2 separate regions of the Homo sapiens genome follow, and region 2 is linked to region 1. A link is an interaction called in ENCODE POLR2A ChIA-PET data of the cell type or tissue named here. Cell type or tissue: A673. All regions are shown on one strand. Each heading gives the region's core, and the rest is flanking DNA. Links, peaks and the distances in the headings are about the cores only.

Region 1 (2,925 bases), core at 217-2,716:
GCCTGTTTTACATATTAAAAGTAAGTCATGCGGCCGGGTACAGTGGCTCACGCCTGTAATCCCAGTACTTTGGAGGCTGAGGTGGGCAGATCACCTGAGGTCAGGAGTTTGAAACCAGCTTGGCCAACATGGTGAAACTCCCTCTCTACAAAAACACAAAAATTAGCTGGGCATGATGGTGGGTGCCTGTAGTCCCAGCTACTTGGGAGGCTGAAGTGGGAGAATCACTTGAACCCTGGAGGCGGAGGTTGCAGTGAGCCAAGATGGTGTCACTGCACTCCAGCTTGGGCAACAGAGCGAGACTCCTTCTCAAAAAAAAAAAAAAAAAAGGATATCATGTTGGGTGACTTAGGACCCTGAACTCGAATTCAGGAAGGATTACTGATGTATTCTGCAGAGGTTAAGTGGTACACAAAACACCCTATAAATGGGTCCTGTCCTTAGAGTCTTGGACAAGAAGACCTGGTTTCTGAGAACAGCTCTGTTATTAAAAAGACATACGGCTTAGTCTATAAAGTTTTTTGGCCACGATGGTATTTAAAAAGCTTTCAGTTGTAGGTGCCTTCATATGGGGTATGCATCTTCTCTTTGCCAGAGTCCCCACACTACCTATTAATTATATCTGACTTTCATTTTACCTACCTGGCCTAGTCCCTGCTACCATTTGAATTTCTGACACTTGACAGGAGGAGGGACAATGACATTAACCCTGGGACAACTGCAGCATTCCGGGGGTAGGTACAGGAGTAAGAAGTAATCAGTGAAGAAAGATAGAAGGTCACTAGGAAAAAAATGCTGTTTTGGAAACAAAAGGTCTTTCAATACAGAGGTGATATTGGTACAGAAACTTCAAATAGAGGCCAGGCACAGTGGCTCATTCCTGTAATCCCAGCACTTCAGGAGGCTGAGGTGGGTGGATCACCTGAGGTCAGGAGGTTGAGGCCAGCCTGGCCAACATGGTGAAGCCCCATCTCTACTAAAAATACAAAAAATTAGCCGGGTGTGGTGGCACGTGCCTGTAATCCCAGCTACTCGGGAGGCTGAGGCAGGAAAATCGCTTCAATCTGGGAGGTGGAGGTTGCGGTGAGCCGAGATCACGTCATTGCACTCCATCCTGGGCAACAAGAGCGAGACTCCGTCTTAAATGAAAACAAAACAAAACAAAAAACAACAACAACTAAAAGAAAGTTCAAATAGAATAAGAACAAAGCGTTGGCAATTAGGAGATTACTGGTAGTGAAGGAAAGTTTCAGTGGTACAGTTGGGACAAAAACCAGATTGAAATCATGTTAAGCAATGTGAGAGGTTCAAATACGACTAATAACTAGTGTAACTTTGACTATAAAGTCATGATTCAGACTTGGAATCCAGCCCTCCCACTGATATGTAGCAATCATCACCAAGCTAATGCATTTCCAGAAAAAATAAACTTTCAGTGATGAATCTTAGCTACATTATCATACTGACTCAGGTTGATAGAAGGATCTTAATGGGGTCACTGGGGAATATAAATGAGATGCCAAGTAGAAAACATGTTAATTTCTTGGCACAAGGAAGCCCGAGGTGTTCTGGAAGCCACTAATGCATTTTACATGATTGCTTAATTTCAGGAAATCCTGACTCACTGCCTCTATAGGGTAAGAAGCAAAGGCTGGTCTCAATTTACAATCCTACAAACCAGCTTTGAGTAGAGCTTAGATTATTCCTGGCATCAATATGTCTGCTCAGTGCCTATTTTAATTTGAAAATGTTTTGGTATATGTATATTCTATTTTCTTTGAGAAAAAGCAGGCTTCATTTGGAATGTTCTGAAAACCATTGTGACTAAATAGGTAAGGTAACACCTCCTCACTTAACTTTTGAATGGACATGGAGTGGCGTCATCATATCTACAGTCAGACCACTGAGCCATTGAAAAATGGTCCAGGTGAAGCTTGAATAAAGAAAAATAAGACGAAAGTTAGAACTAGCTTGCTAGCATTGGGTAATGAAAGAAGCAGAATGATACTCATAATGTCACTGAAAATGCACCCATTTTATTATTTAATGTTCCTGATAATGCGTTCATAGTAGTTATTATTAACCCTACTTCATATAGGCGAATAACATGAAAAGGAATAATTAGACAATTTAGCTAAAGTCACACGGTAAACCAGTGAAGATCCAGGGTTAGAATTCAAATAGGATCAGTGTCACTCCAGATTTGTCCTCCATCTACTCCCTCTCCTACCTTCCTCAGCAACAATTCCAAACCTTCCTTACAAGCCCATCACGCAACACTTAGCTGCTCTCTCAAATCCTGATGAATGGCCTTGTGTCCCACTTGGCTGAGAAAGCTGAGATCCTTTCCTTTCTGTGTTATCTGATTGTGTGCATTCCTACCCATCCTCATCTCTTTTCCCCTAGGCTCTCTTCCTTCCATGTGAAGCCAAGCACCCATGTGTTTGACCCATTGCCTCTCCCACACACCTTTTTTTTTTTGAGATGTAGTCTCTCCCTGTCACCCAGGCTAGAGTGCAGTGGCGCAATCTCGGCTCACTGCAACCTCCGCCTCCCAGGTTCAAGCAATTCTCCTGCCTCAGCCTCCCAAGTAGCTGGAACTACAGGCGCACACCACTGCACCTGGCTAATTTTTGTATTTTTAGTTGAGACAGGGTTTCACCATGTTGGCCAGGCTGGTCTTGAACTCCTGACCTCGTGATCTGCTCACCTCAGCCTCCCAAAGTGCTGGGATTACAGGTGGGACCCACCGTGCCTGGCCTCCTACACACTTTTATTTCCCCTTCTTAACTGGTATCTTCCCCTCAGCTTATCAATATCTTGAGTTTTTCCCAGGTTAAAAAGCTCTTCCTTTGATTGTCAAAGCCAATCTAGCTGTTCCCTGTCTTATTCAAATTTCTCCAGTTGTTTCTACTTCCCACCTCC
Region 2 (2,925 bases), core at 183-2,682, 75 kb after region 1:
GTGAAAAAGAGAAGTTTTTCAACTTCAAATGAAGTTAATACTTCATTGTATTAAAATGTAGACTTAATTTTCTAGTGAGAAATGGAAAAGGACAGGGAATCCAAATGAAAACTATTTAACTGTGACTCGTTACTATAAAATGTCAGAATTTGTGGCTGGTAAAAAGTAGTTCTTCCCGAATTTCAAGAGCGCACTTGTTGCTAATATTGACTGGTCGAACAGTGCAGTGAAATATTTTCTCACATAAGTGATAGAACTATGTGCTTGGTAACTTTATTTTCTATAGGGTTTTAGCATTGTAAATAATATTTGTTGACTGTATTCTTACATCTCTATATGGATTTATGAGCACATTAGGAATAATCTTTTACATGGGGAAAATAATTGAGAATGGATTATGTAATCATCCATTGGTGAGAATTAATGTTAGTCATTATGTTCTTAAAACTCTACTAGACTAAACAACTAATTCCAGGGCCAAGGTTGAGACTGCTTTTTGGAATTTGGTAGTTTTTACAAGTAAGTTCCTGAAACCATGCAGCAATACCTGTAAGATGTTCCAGAGAATGCTAGATTTCCTCACTTCTGAAATCATTTGGAAAACCTCATAGTAGCTACTGTTTTGAGGACTTTGGGTTAATAGGAATACAGTTATTCTAGAATTGGTAATTGGTGCCTCACTTAGTCTTGAATAGGATGTCTAGTGCCATGGAGTAGTCACCTGAAATAGTTGATCTCAATTAAGATAATTCCAGGATGTCTGTCCACCACTCTGGTAGGCCTTCTAATAGCTTTTTGGCACTTAGAGAAATTGAAATAATAATGAATGTTCAAAGATTGCTCTCCAGAAGACCATTTTTGAAGGATGTACTTATAGATGAACTTCATAATCATGGTTCACTATAGCCTAGTTATTTTTAAGATCTACCCACCTACCAGTACCTGTACTTACGTATTCTGCCTTTCTGCCTGTTAACAATAGATGGTAACTGTCAGTGCTCCTGTTCGGTCATTTGTGCACCTGATTCTGTTGCCTCACTTACCTAAAGACATGGTTCCCGAAGCTTTCCCTCATTCTCCTGTCACAATGTATTCTTGAAAATTGCTAAGAGAGTGGATTTTAAGTGTTTTCACCATACCAAAAAAAAAAGTATGTGAGGTAATGCATGTTGTCTTAATTAGCTTGATTTAGCCATCCATGATATATACATGTTTTAAAACATGTTGTACATGATAAATATATACAGTTTTGTCAATTACAAATAAAAAAAAACTATCTTGGTAAATGTTCCAGGTGAACGTGAAAAATATGTATTCTGTTGTTATTGGCTGAAGTATGCTGTAGATGTCGGTTGGTAGTATTGTTATGGTGTTTTGTATTCTTGATTTTTTTCTGCCTCTTCATCAGTTATGGAGAGGGGTTTTGAAATCTTTGATAATTGTGGATTTGTCTGTTTTTCTTGTAGTTATGTCACTTTTTGCTTCATGTATTTTGAAGTGCTGTGATTAAGTATATGCACATTTAGGCTGTCATGTCTTCTTGATGGACCAACCCTTTTTTTTATACAAGATACCATCTTTATCCTTGGTAATATTCTTTGCTCTGAAACCTACTGCTGTGGTGTTAATGTCTCCCCCAAAATTCACATGTTGGAAACTTAATCTCCGATGCAACAGTATTGGGGCGGGAGGTGGAGGGTGTTTAGGTGATGAGGGCTCTCCCCTCATAACTGTATTAATACTGTTATAAAAGAGCTTGTGGCAGTGTGTTCTCTTTTTTCTACGTAAGAAGACAGCATTTGTCCCCCTTTTGCCATTTCTACCCCCAACCATGTGAGGATGCCACAAGAAGTCCCTCAACAGATGCTGGTGTCTTGATTTTGGACTTCTCAGTTTCCAGAACTGTGAAGAAATACATTTCTGTTTTCTATAAATTACCCAGTCTCAGGTATTTTGTTATAGTACCACACAATGGACTATGATACTTACTTTGTCTAATACTAATACAGACACTTCAGTTTTCTTTTGATTAGTGTCAGGTGGTATATCTTTTCCCATCCTGTTAATATTAACCTACTTGTGTATTTATATTTAAAGTGGATTTTTGGTAGACAGCATCTAATCTTTCATCTAATTTCACAATCTCTTTTGTTAATGGAATGTTTAGAACACTTAATGTGATTATTGATGTGGTTGGGTTTAAATTCGTGAGTTGCTATTTGTTTTCTGTTTATCTTAACTGTTCTGTGATTCCTTTTTTTCTGTTGTCTTTAGGATTAAAGGGGTATTTTTAAATTCCATTTTTTAATTTGATGACTTACTAGCAGTGCTCTTTGTTGTTGTTTTTTTTTTAAGTGGTTGCTTAAGGGTTTATGGTATACATGATAGAATTTCATGTGTAGTATAAGAACCTTAATATATTACCACTTTTTTCTGGGTTCTTGCTATCGTCATTATACATTTTACTTCTATACATGAGTCCTACAATACATTATTATTTTTGCTTTAACTTATATTTTAAAAATATATAAAATGTTTAAAAATTTTTTAAAAATTTGCTGACATATTTACCATTCCCAGTGTTCTTCATTTTGTGTGTGTGTGTGTGTGTGTGTGTGTATGCAGATTTTCATGTGGTACCATTTTTTTCACTCTGAAGAATTTCTTTTAACATTACTTACACTTAAAAATATACTGGTGATGAATTCTTTTCATTTTGTGTGTCTGAAAAAGTCTTTATTTGCTATAGTGTTTGAAGGATATTTTTGTTGGGTATAGAATTCTAAGCTGACATTTTTGTTGTTTCAGTACTTTAAAGATATTGCTTCATTGTCTTCTGGCTTGCATTGTTTCTGATGAGAAGGTTGCCATCATTCTTTGTTCAACTATATGTAGCGTGTCTTTTATTTTTCCTCTTTTGCCTAC

What was found. ChIA-PET counts read pairs that join two places held together with the same protein. Peaks named below come from ENCODE experiments on the same cell type or tissue, not always from the same donor. Only the 100,000 strongest peaks of a DNase experiment are listed, where the experiment ranks them.
Region 2: POLR2A ChIA-PET joins it to region 1 with 5 read pairs; 10 of 35 experiments call an interaction of 5 or more read pairs at or near these places.

What each region holds. Positions count from the first base shown.
Region 1 is chr1:86,844,895-86,847,819 of GRCh38, forward strand. No RefSeq gene overlaps it. Among named protein-coding and RNA genes, the nearest start is that of SELENOF, 68 kb to the right of the region's middle. In A673, for the core only: no CTCF peak of the experiment used is centred there; a DNase peak (open chromatin) is centred at 1,527; H3K27ac peaks cover 1,426 bases.
Region 2 is chr1:86,919,828-86,922,752 of GRCh38, forward strand. The region is part of intron 1 of HS2ST1 (heparan sulfate 2-O-sulfotransferase 1); the gene reads left to right. Among named protein-coding and RNA genes, the nearest start is that of HS2ST1, 6.7 kb to the left of the region's middle. In A673, for the core only: no CTCF peak of the experiment used is centred there; no DNase peak of the experiment used is centred there.